Regions from separate parts of the Homo sapiens genome. Here region 2 is linked to region 1. Evidence: chromatin contacts called from ENCODE Hi-C or POLR2A ChIA-PET data. All regions are on one chromosome and are shown on one strand. Each heading gives the region's core, a stretch centred on a gene start or an enhancer-like site at or near the end of the contact. The rest is flanking DNA. Distances are from core to core; before and after follow the strand shown. Region 1 holds the start of AHRR (aryl hydrocarbon receptor repressor). Region 2 overlaps LPCAT1 (lysophosphatidylcholine acyltransferase 1).

Region 1 (5,844 bases), core at 1-2,500:
CTAAGAACCTTTCTCCCGTGGTAAAACTCGTGTCTGTTCATTTTAGAGAATACAGATAAGTAAGAAAACGAAAATAAAAGCCGTTCCCCAGGCGGTGGCGTCCCCCCCGTCGAAGCGGCTCCCCAGGCGGCGGCGTCCGCCGGGTCAGCATCCTACGTTCTCCAGTTCTTGTTACTCGTGGCTTTTCAGCGACTCTGGGGCCGCATCGAGCCCCGGCTTTGTGCGGGATGGGTATGGCACACTCGGCCCGAGTCCAAACGCCGCCAGTCACTTGCTCTGAGAGGCTGGATGAGCGACCTACCTTGATGTCCTCGTTCGTAAAATGGGTGACGGTTGCCAGGCCGGGGCGGCTGTGAGGCCCCGTGGGGGTGGCGTTTGGAGAACGCGCGCACACGCCCACCCTTCTGCAAGAACCCCGCAGACGAGAGCCTGTGCGCGCGCACAGGAGGCCCAGGGAGGAAGCCCCTCCCCGCCTGCCCTTGCCATCCCGGAGGCCACAGCCGGACAGGCCCGTGGGACAGGCCCGTGGGACGCTTCTGCACAAGGTCTCTGACCTCCGGCCTCGCAGAAGAGGTCAGAGGGTGGCCCCTGCCTGTCACGCGCCCATGGCGACCCCTCCCCAGAAGGGGTCCCAGCGTGGACTCCAGGCGCCACATCGCTCTCTCAGGGCATCCGGTCTGGGAATTCTGGCCGCTCAAAATAAGACTTCAGCGCTACTGGGTGCTACTGAAACCAAGCCTGAACATGGGCCTTTCCCGGGGGTGAGGCCCCCCGGACCTGGCGCCCTCGGCCCGACAGCGGGGCCCCGCTCCGCCGCCCGCACCCGCCCAGCCCCAGGGAGCGCGGCCCGCACGGAACGCCCGGGGAGTGAAGGCTCAGAACACTCTCGAGGGGACGCTGAGGACCACGAACCGTGGACGCGCCGCGGCTTCCCTCCGAGGTCCGAGTTTTAAGTGAGACCAGCCAGCCGCACCCCAGAGTGTCCGCCCCGTCCCGGGGCCGCCGGGCCTGGCGACGCGAGGATGCGGCGTGAGGAGGGTCCCGACGCCGGCGCCCGTCCCTCAGCCCCACACCCGGGAGCGCATCCCGTCTCCACCGCGGGCGGCACGCGGCGGGGGCCTGCGGGGGCGCCCAGGACACTTACCCAGGGCCTGCGGGGCGCGGAGGCTCAGGCACACCCGCGGGGCAGCGCGCCCTGGCCAGGAGCTGTGGCGGCGGGTGCCGGCGCTCGCATCCCGGGAACCCGCGGCGGCTCCAGGGACTGCCCCACCCCGGCACGCGAGCCGCCCGCCCCGCCCCGCAGCATCCAGGGCCGGGAGGCGGCAGAGGGCGCCCGCGGGTCCGGCTGTCTCGGGTCCGGCTGCCCCAGCTGCCCTGGCGAACCGGAGACGCCATCCGGTTCCCCTGGGGTCCGCCCTGCGCCCTTCGCGTCCCAGTGATCCCCCGGAGTCTCCGTGCCCCGAGGCGGGGGTCGCGCGCTGAGCCCCTCCAGGCCCTGCGTTCCCCCTGGGGTCTGTGTGCGCCCAGGGTCCCCCGGTTCTCCCTGCGCCCCCGTCCCCTCCCCAGCGCTCGCGGCCGGCTGTGCTGAGCTGCCGGCCCTAGAGCCGGGCGGTGTAGACCCGAACAGGTAAAGTGAGGAGAGCGTGTGCCCCCTCGCCTGCCCCATGAGGTCGTTTCGAAAATGTAAAAGGAGTCATGGTTTTTGGCGAATTATAGAGAATATTAAGATGCTTTTGGATCCTGAGCTTCCCAGGAAGCGGACGCGCGCCAGGCACGGCAGGGTCGTCCGTGCGACGTTCTTCGTCCTGGGCATTTCAGGGTCCCACGCGGCAGGTGTGCGGCCCTGGGTGCCCCTGCCCCGCCCACCCCGCCGGTCGGCACCCGGGACCGCGCGGCCGAGAGCAGGGTCCTGCCTGCAGGTCCTTAGGGCTCACCCCGCGCCCTCTGCGCGCCCGCCGGCCCCTCCGACCTCGGGCTGCGCCTTCTCCTTCCCCCTCCCGGTGGTCCTTGGCCCCCTCTAGTCCTCCGTCCGGGCGCGCAGGCCCTGGCTGAATTCCCTGTACCCTCAGGGGATCCCTGGGGACACCTCAGCCTGGCCTCGCACCCTGACGTCTCCACAGACCCTGGCCGGCTTCCACCCGTTCTCGCCCTCGCTGGGGCCGGCCATGGAGTCGGTGGTCCCTGGAGTCCGCTCCTCAGCATCCGCGGTCCTCATCCCAGCCGGGGGAACCGCGCCCTCTTCATCCCGCAAGGTCGGTTTTCAGCAACGCGGCCGAGGCTGTCACTGGCGCCCCCAGGTTCTCAGTCAAACCCCGTCTCCCTGACGCCCCCAACCCGCCCCGCGCCTCCTGCTGTTCTCTGAATAAGGCGTGCGGGCCTTGGGGCCTTTGCACTCGCTGTCTGCTGTCGGCTCAGGAAAAGTCTCTTTTCCAGACACAGCTCCCAAGGTGGGGTGGGCGCAGCTGAGAAGCCCACCCTGCCCCCAAGTGGCCACCGCCCCTCCCCGGGTGTAGCTCCTGCAGGGCAGCCCAGAATTGCTGAGTTCTGCCGCTCTGTCCCCAGGGGTCACCAAGTCGGCTCTGCTCACCTCTGGTTCCTGTCGAATAGCAGAGGCTCAAAAATGTGAGCTGAGTAAATGGGCTTTTTTGGGACAGAGTCTTGCTTTGTCACCCAGGCCTGAGAGCAGTGGTGCGATCTCAGTTCACTGCAGCCTCTGCCTCCAGGGCTCAAGCGATTCTCGTGCCTCAGCCTCCCAAGTAGCTGGGATTACAGTCGCGCGCCACCACACCTGGCTAATTTTTTTTTTTTTTTAAGTAGATAGTGGTTTTGCCATCTTGGCCAGGCTGGTCTCGAACTCCTGACCTCAGGTGATCCACCCACCTCGGCTTGCCAAAGTGTTGGGATTACAGGCATGAGCCACTATGCCACTGAGACAGCCAGGAGCCCTGGGTGCACACATTTATTTTTTGATATGGAACAATGTGCAACTATATTGCTGTATTTTTAAAAATCATTAGTTTTATCTTGATCCAATTTTTGTAAAGTGAATTATGCACAGAAAATGTGTAGCTGGATAACTCTGAGGTAACAGGTGAACTTTAATTTCTTTTTACTTTTTGAAAAGTCTACAATTCCTGTAAATTTTTGCAAGAAGCACATAGTACCTTTGTGATCTGTTAAAATAAGAACCTGTGGGTAGAATGTGATGGTGGTGAGCCGCAGTCCCCCTGCATGGGAAGACAGCACCCCCATGTCTCAGGGCAAGCACGGGTTCCCTTCCACCTACCCTGTCCCACCAGAACCAACTGGAATGAGACACTTTGTTACTCTATTTCCTGGGTACAGAAGGAAACTGCTCCTCCTTCCTTCCCACTGCCCTTGACCGGCACAGGCCATCCACGCCCACCTGTCCCCTGTGCTTGTCCCCAAAGTCTCAGGTCTCTGCAGGACCTGGGGCAGCCAGTGGGACTGTGCAGAAAAAGGATGACCCTGCCGTGGGAGCCACTGCCCCTAAAGTCTCAGGGTTTAGCAGGCAGAGCCCCACGTGGAGTCCTGGAGTCTCTGGGCACCCCACCAGCACAATGGGGGATCCCTGAGCCACCTCCCGTTCAGACGGGCTATTGGGCGTGCCTCCCTCCCCACCACGAAGGTCCAGATGCAGCTGACACCCCCAGTCACAGAGTCTCCTTTCTGCCTCTGTGCTGGGGACCCTGTTCAGGAGGTCTCCTCCCTCCAGTCCGGACTTGCTGTCCCCAGTGTCATTGAACCCTCTGGCTCCCACCCACACTCCCAGCAGCTGGAGACACACCCCTTTCTCCTGGGCCACTGGTCCTCTCGGGACTCTGAACCAGAGGCGCTAACACCTGGCAGGGATGGCAGCTGGGGCAGGACTGGAAGCCTCCGAGGACCCACCCCCAGCTCCGGGTACCCCCACACTGGAGTCTGGTGCGGTGGGTCCCCAGAGCCATATGAGCTGGACTTGGCCTCCAGTGGACCGCCACATGGCAGGTGCCCACGGCCGGCTGCAGCGCCAGGCCCCTCCCAAACAGGCCCAAGTTGGCTTCACAGAAGTGTGGGGGCAAAGCTGCTCTTCATGGGCCTCCAGGAGTGGTGACTGTGACTGCCCCCTCCTGTCCTCTCCTGGCCACACCTTTGCCTCCCACAGGCAGGCCAGGTCAGGAGCCCCCAGGGCCCTGACCTCAGAGGCAGACAGGGGTGTGCTGACCCCTCGGGCCAGGCCAGGACCCCGCACAGGCGCCTGCGGCTCTCTGGCTCTCTGATGGCGGCTGGGTTTCCCGGGTTCCCCGGGTTCCCCATGACTGCTGTGTCTCCAGCGTTGATGCCTCACAGGGAGCCGCTTGGGCAGCCCTGGTCACGCCTGGGTTCCCTCTCTCTCCCACACCAGTTTCTCCCTGGTCACGCCTGGGTTCCCTCTCCCACACCAGTTTCTCCTGTAGCACAGAGAAGGACCTGGGGAATTTTGTCTTTTGTTAAAAACCACAAGGGAGCTCCCTGCTGGGCACAGTCACGGTGGCGCCCGTCAGAGCTGCTTCCAGGGTGCATTCCATCATTCCAAGTTCACTGTGCTGGAGTCAGCTCTCTGCTTGCCGCAGGGTGAGGGGGGGAGGTGGAGGGTGAGGGGGGAGGTGAAGGATTGGGGGAGGTGCAGGGTTGGGGGGAGATGCAGGGTGGGGGGAGGTAAAGGATGGGGGGAGGTGCAGGGTTGGGGGGAGATGCAGGGTGGGGGGAAATAAAGGATGGGGGGAGGTGCAGGGTTGGGGGGAGATGCAGGGTGGGAGGGAGGTAAAAGATGGGGAGAGGTGCAGGGTAAGGGTGGGAGGTGCAGGGTGCGGGGGGGAGGTGGAGGGTGAGGGGGGAGATGAAGGGAGGGGGGAGGTGAAGGATTGGGGGAGGGAAAGGATGGGGGGAGGTGCCAGGTGAGGAGGGAGGTGAAGGATGTGGGGAGGTGCAGGGTTGGGGGGAGATGCAGGGTTGGGAGTAGGTGGAGGGTGAAGGGGGGAGGTACAGGATGGGGGGAGGTGCAGGGTGAGGGGCAGGTGCAAGGTGAGAGGGGAGTTGAAGGGTTGTTGGGGGAGGTGCAGGGTTGTGGCGGGGAGGTGCAGGGTGGCTGTTGGGGGAGGTGCAGGGTTGTCCGGGGAGGTGTAGGGTTGTGGGGGGAGATCAGGGTAGGGAGGGTGGGGAGGCATGGGCCAGGGGCCCCAGGTGAGGGTGTACGGCGTGCACCTGCACCTCCATGTCTGCACTGATGACTGAGGACCCAGAGCGGGGGGAAGGAGAGGCCCCCAGAGATGGCTGTGCCCCCATGTCCTGCTGTCTTGGGTCTTGGGACCGGGGTCGTGACGCTGAGGGTCCCTGGTGGGTGGTCGTGGCCGCTGGCCTGGCCTGGCCTCCGCGACCCAGCCTCACCACACTGGGCCTGCGCCAGGCACCTGGTCAGCTGTCCACCCCCTCCACCCCCAAACCCAGGCTCTGAAGGGTCACAGGGCACAGCCTGCCTGACAAGGGAGAGCTGAAAGGGCGAAGGCCCGTCTCTCTGTAGTCTTCTCTCTGCGGCTATAAATCCCATGGCTGTGTCGGGCAGGTCCTCCCGGTCAGTCAGCAGCTCCCGAGAGCTCCGTGGTGCAGCCGCACTGCCCCCACGTGGCCCAGGCTGTGTGCAGCTGCCTGGCCCTTGGGGCCTCAGAGTGCAGTGAGGTTTAGCTCAGGGGCTTCCCTCACCCAGGAAGGCGTGGGTGGCCTCCCTGCAGGCGCCTGAGGATGGGGTCTGTGCTGGCAGTGTGGCTGGGCAGGGGGCACGGCAGCCCTGCTTCCCTGCGGGTTGGC
Region 2 (5,156 bases), core at 1,219-3,718, 1.2 Mb before region 1:
GCCTGCGCCTGCCCCTCACGCTTAGACGTGTGGGCTTCCCCCACCCACCTCCACATGCCAGCTGGCTTGAGGAGATGCAGGCCTCAGCGGCCTTCCTCCTTTTCCCCCTGCATGTTCTGGGAGATTTCCTCCTCCTCATTTCCCAGTCTTTCCTGTGAGTTGCTTGTCTCCACAGTGACAGTCTTGGTTTCTGAGAGTGTTTTCTTGTTCTTTGATGCTCCTCAGCGCCCTGTTCTTCCAGACTCTCTTGGCGAGCGTGGTGGATGTTTTGCACCCCTCTTCTGATGCCCACCCTTTCTGTCTCCTTGGGGTCAGTCCTCTGCTTCTCTGCCATGCAGCTGCTCTGCTCACACGTCTCAGGATTCTTGGGTGTCGTCCGTGTGAGGGCGGTAGGACGGAGTGGATTTCCTGGGGGTGCTGATGGAGATCCCCGCTCCTGTGTATGCAGATAGATCTGTCTCCTGATTCACATTCCCCTGGGAATGGGCTGCCCAGGCACCTGAGCACCCTGGGCTTGTGCTGGCTCCCTTTGCCTTGGGGTGAGTGGGTGCTGGGTCCCCAACCCCACAGCAAGCGGAGCTTTTCTCTGAGGCTGTCATCCACACCAGCAGTCCGGGTTTTCACATGTGGATAGTTTGGGTATAAAATTCCTCCAAGATCTTTAGAGAAGAGCTGAGGCTGCTTTTTCCCTGCCCCGACACCCAGTACAGTTCCCCTGAGCACCGTCTGTCCCTGCAATTCGATTTCGGGGCTGGCAGGTGTGTTCCTCTAAGGGCCGCCCGGGTTTTAATCCCTTTTTTCCTGCTGTCCTCTCTCCTGCCCCTGAACCTGCCCGAGACTGGCTCCTGTGCCCGCCGCAGCCTCCTCTGCAGCCTCGCTTCTCCCTCCGCCGCTGCCTTGTTTCTTCCATCTTAGGCATCAATTGCTGTCTTTTGGCTTTTGTTTTTGTACTTTTTTTTTTTTTTTGTGGAAAATAACATGTGCACAGAAGAGTACATCTTTATTTTTTAGTTTAGTTTTCTTGAGATGGAGTCTCACTCTGTTGCCCAGGCTGGAGTGCAGTGGCGCAATCTCGGCTCACTGCAACCTCCGCCCCTTGGGTTCAAGCAGTTCTCCTGCCTCAGCCTCCTGAGTGGCTGGGATTACAGACGCCTGCCACCATGCCCAGCTAATTTTTGTATTTTTAGTAGAGACAGGGTTTCACCATGTTGGCCAGGCTGGTCTTGAGCTCCTGACCTCAAGTGATCCACCTGCCTTGGCCTCCCAAAGTGCTGTGATTACAGGCGTGAGCCACCATGCCTGGCCAGAAAAGTACATTTTTAAATATGCAGCTGAACAGGTGGTGAAGAAGTGCACACCTGTGTAATCCCCCCTCCTCTAGACAAGCAGCACCCTGGGTTGGTCCCCAGCATCTCCATGTGTAACTACACCATTGTTTATCATCGCATACACAAAGGCCATTCCAAGGTGGCCCCACGAGAGGAGGCTTTGTGCCCTCCTAGCAACCGCCTTGGCTCAGATCCATGGGGACCCCTGTCCTGGAAGTCTTCTGGGAGGATCATCTGTCCCAGGGCAATGTGAATCCAGTAAGGCTTCAGGCTCTTGTTTCTCTGTGCAGTAGTTTTACCCAGTGTGATGCGCCCACTTAACCCAGTGGCCGAGTGAGCCGTGGCTTCTCATGAGGCTGAATCATGTTCTCTGTGTGCCTGACCTGTGGCTTCTCACACACCGTGGCTGTCTGCTGCGTGTCAATTCCCTGAGGTGTGGAATAACAGCCTAATCTGTAGCCTCATATGAAAGAGAATACACACATTTAAAAGGCTAAATTTGTACCTATTTTAAAAAGAGATAAAGAGTACACAAATTCAGTTAACCTAGGCTGATTTTTACTTTATTTTCCAAATTTATTGGCCATCTAATTTCCTCCAGAAACAGCTCACTGTAATAACACAACGCCTGGTTGTGGGAACCCCGGGCTTCCTGTGGAGATGAGATGGGGAAGTTCGCACGCAGGTCTCAGCTTCCGCCCTCAGCTCTGAGCGCCCCCCCCCCCATATTGCGATATGCGTTTTAGGTGTTTTAATGTTTTTCCCATTTCAAAATGATAGGATGCTGATAAATAAGTTGCTAACATGAAGGTCCGGAGGTCTTCTGGCCTGGGACTTGTGCTGTCTGTGTTCCGGAGTCTCATGTTGTCTTAGCACTGCCTGCCGCGTGGCCCGTGACCACCACACAGGGCCCCGCGGCCTCCTTCGTAGGTGAGAGCGCAGCCAGCGAGGACACAGGCGGAGGCCAGGAAGGCGCGGCGTCTTTTCTTCCCTCAAGCAGATGTCCCAGCGGCGGCGACCACAGGAAGCCCGTGGCCTGGACTGCGCCCTGGAGGGCTCTCCCGTGGGACCGCCCCTGTGCCTCACACAGACTCCGAGACTGCGGACGTGTGCCCGCGTGACGCAGCGCCCTCTTTTGCAGGGTTGTGGACTTCCTGCTGAAGGCCATCATGCGCACCATGTGGTTCGCCGGCGGCTTCCACCGGGTGGCCGTGAAGGGGCGGCAGGCGCTGCCCACCGAGGCGGCCATCCTCACGCTCGCGCCTCACTCGTCCTACTTCGACGCCATCCCTGTGACCATGACGATGTCCTCCATCGTGATGAAGGCAGAGAGCAGAGACATCCCGATCTGGGGAAGTGAGTGAGACACCCCTGCTGGGAGTGAGGGACCCTGCCCTGCTGGGAGTGAGAGATCCCCCTGCTGCTGAGAATAAGAGATTCCCCTCCTGCTGGGAGTGAGGGTCCCCCCTCTGTTGGGAATGAGTGAGACCCCCTCTGTTGCTGGCAATGAGGGACTCCCTGCTGGTTTTTAGGGACCCCCCCTTCTGGGAATGAGAGATCCCTCCCTGCTAGGAATGAGGGACCCCCACTTGCTGGAAATGAGTGAGACCCTCCCTACCGGGAGTGAGGGACCCCCCCCCCACCACGCTGCTGGGAGTGATCGAGCCCCCACCGCCGGGCACATTGGCCTTGTGCCCCATTTTCTGTGTTGGGGTTTCCTGTGTAATTTTCGTTGTTGTAATTGTTATTTTTATTGCTACCTGAGTGCCCTCACTATCATAACAGGCTACAGTGCTTGCTCCAGGTCTGCTTGGCAAGGGTGGCTCACCTTTATCAGATGGCAGTTCTGGAAGTCTTTGGGAGCAGGTCGGCAGGGCTGCCCATGCACCGCGGCTGTGCCGTGAACCAGGGACCTGAGCACCTGGTGCTGCCATGACCCCTCCCCAAAGCCGGGGGCTCACTCCAGCAGAGATTCACCCTCTCGTCATCTGGGGACCAGATGTTCAAAATCAAGGCGTCTCTGGGCCGAAGGCCCTGTGCGGCCCCTTCCTGCCTCTTCCTCCTCTGGGGGCTGCGTCCCTCTGACTCTGCCTCAGTGGTCGACTGGCCTGGCTCCCTCCAAGTGTCTCCTCTATGAGTCTCTTATAAGGACCAGTCATTGGGTGATCCAGGATGCTCTCATCTTGAGATCCTTAACGAGTTACCTCTGTAAAAACCTTTTTCCAAATAAGGCCTCATTCACAGGTTCCAGGGTCAGCATGTGGACCCATCTTTGGGGGCCGCATCCCATGGACCCACTGCTCTGGGAGGACTGTAGGGAGCCCTGCGTGGCCCCTCACCCACCTGTGCGCAGCCCTGACCCACCAGAGCTCTGTCCTCGGTGCTCTTCAGGGCATCTGGGCCCGTTCTGTCCTCGTGCTTCCTTCACAGCCGCCATCAGCACAGCACAGCACGTTCTGGGGCACAGCGGGTCCTGGGTTGGCAGTGGGCGGTGCTGAGGGAAGGAGCTGCTGGGACGAGGGGCGTCGCCTATGGCCGGGGCCCTCACCTGGCCACTCCTGCCGGCTCTGTTTCCATGCAGCACCTAACGTTAGCATTCATATGACAGTTTTCTAGAAAATATCTGGGGGGACACATTCAGTATGGACTGGGTGGGGACACATTCTGTGGTGCTGACCACTGAGGGTGGTGGCCACAGCTGGGATAGGAAGGCTGGAAGTGGGGTGAGGAACCCTGGCATGGCCCATGGGGGATTGGGCCTGCAGCAGCCGGAAGGTGTCCAGACTGTGCCTGCAGCTGGGCAGTTGTGGGTGGCCTGAGTCTGCCTGGGTCAGGCTTGGAAATCGGGGATGGTCCTTGGTGGGACTGGAGGGCTCACTGCACTCGGCTGGCTGGGGAAGCCTGGAGGAGGCTGGACAGGCCGGCACTGGAGGCGAGACTGGACTGCAGGCACCATCCGAGTGATGGCCTTGGCTCTCACACGCAGGTTTCCCCGCTCTGCAAGCTCCACAGGCTCATGGGGCAGCCCCAGCTCCACTCAGCACCCTTTGCATCCTGTGGTTCTGGCATACCCAGGAAACCACATTTGCCCCCCCACTGTGGCAAAGGCCCATGGTCGTTCGTCATCTGCTCAGGGAGGGGGATTGTGGAGCTGTGTGCCCAGGCACCCTCGCAGCTGCAGGGGTCCTTGGACAGGGGGGCTGGCCCACCCAGAGTGAATCTGAGCGTTGGCCGGGCTCTCCCTGTGCCCTTGGTGCCTCCCTGTGGAGATCACCAACACGAAGGAGTGTTTGGTGCGGTGATGCTGGACGTTGTAGTCCTATCTTTCTAGAGGCCCGGGATTCCACCTCTTCCAGATCAACCCAGGTGACCCAGCACTGACCTTCATCTCGGCGCAGCAGGAAGAATGGCCACAGCCATGCTGCTGTGTGCAGGGCCCTCGTGGAGCCCTGCGTGTTTCTTGTCATTTCAGAGATAATCCACGGACCTGCGAGGGAGAGGATAGTGACAAGCTTATCAGAAATTTTCGTTAGAATTCAGACTTAGCAGGAACCACATTTTGCTCCCTGCTGTCCTGGCCTGAAAGGGCCATTGTCCTGGGGCGTGGCTGATGACTCCTCTACTGCGCACCTGGAGCACCCTCTGATTCGGGAGCTCAGAACCATCTCCCCAGGCTCCAGCTCAAAACCATCTCCCCAGGTCCCAGCTCAGAGACGTCTCCCCAGGCCCCAGCTCAGAGACGTCTCCCCAGGCCCCAGCTCAGAGACATCTCCCCAGGCCCCAGCTCAGAGACATCTCCCCAGGCTCCAGCTCAGAGACATCTCCCCT

What was found. Hi-C counts contacts between places; a loop is a spot of excess contacts on that map. ChIA-PET counts read pairs that join two places held with the same protein, here RNA polymerase II (POLR2A). Pooled maps may share reads with other maps.
Region 2: a map with no recorded cell type shows a loop between it and region 1 (4-fold over the local background). The contact joins the enhancer-like site here to the promoter of AHRR in region 1. A Hi-C loop is called at or near these places in 2 of 37 single-sample maps with no recorded cell type and 3 of 50 pooled maps. POLR2A ChIA-PET finds 5 or more read pairs at or near these places in 1 of 52 experiments (GM12878).

What each region holds. Positions count from the first base shown.
Region 1 is chr5:317,120-322,963 of GRCh38, reverse strand. It overlaps AHRR (aryl hydrocarbon receptor repressor), which reads right to left and starts at 1,250. Exons shown (of 11, transcript NM_001377236.1): 1 at 1,145-1,250. The region is part of intron 3 of PDCD6-AHRR (PDCD6-AHRR readthrough (NMD candidate)); the gene reads right to left. RefSeq lists enhancers at 239-358, 447-1,014, 4,148-4,447 and silencers at 599-658, 669-1,048, 1,139-1,628, 1,779-2,038.
Region 2 is chr5:1,492,228-1,497,383 of GRCh38, reverse strand. LPCAT1 (lysophosphatidylcholine acyltransferase 1) reads left to right here. Exons shown (of 14, transcript NM_024830.5): 3 at 2,470-2,684. It overlaps LOC124901162 (a long non-coding RNA gene), which reads right to left. Exons shown (of 2, transcript XR_007059103.1): 1 at 4,711-5,156; 2 at 1,865-3,912. Among named protein-coding and RNA genes, the nearest start is that of MIR6075, 16 kb to the left of the region's middle. RefSeq lists an enhancer at 2,248-3,447. Within about 2 kb of position 2,468, at least 10 of the 41 ENCODE cell types and tissues checked have a DNase peak (open chromatin) inside an H3K27ac peak, as active enhancers do; they include GM12878, where a contact is called at or near this core.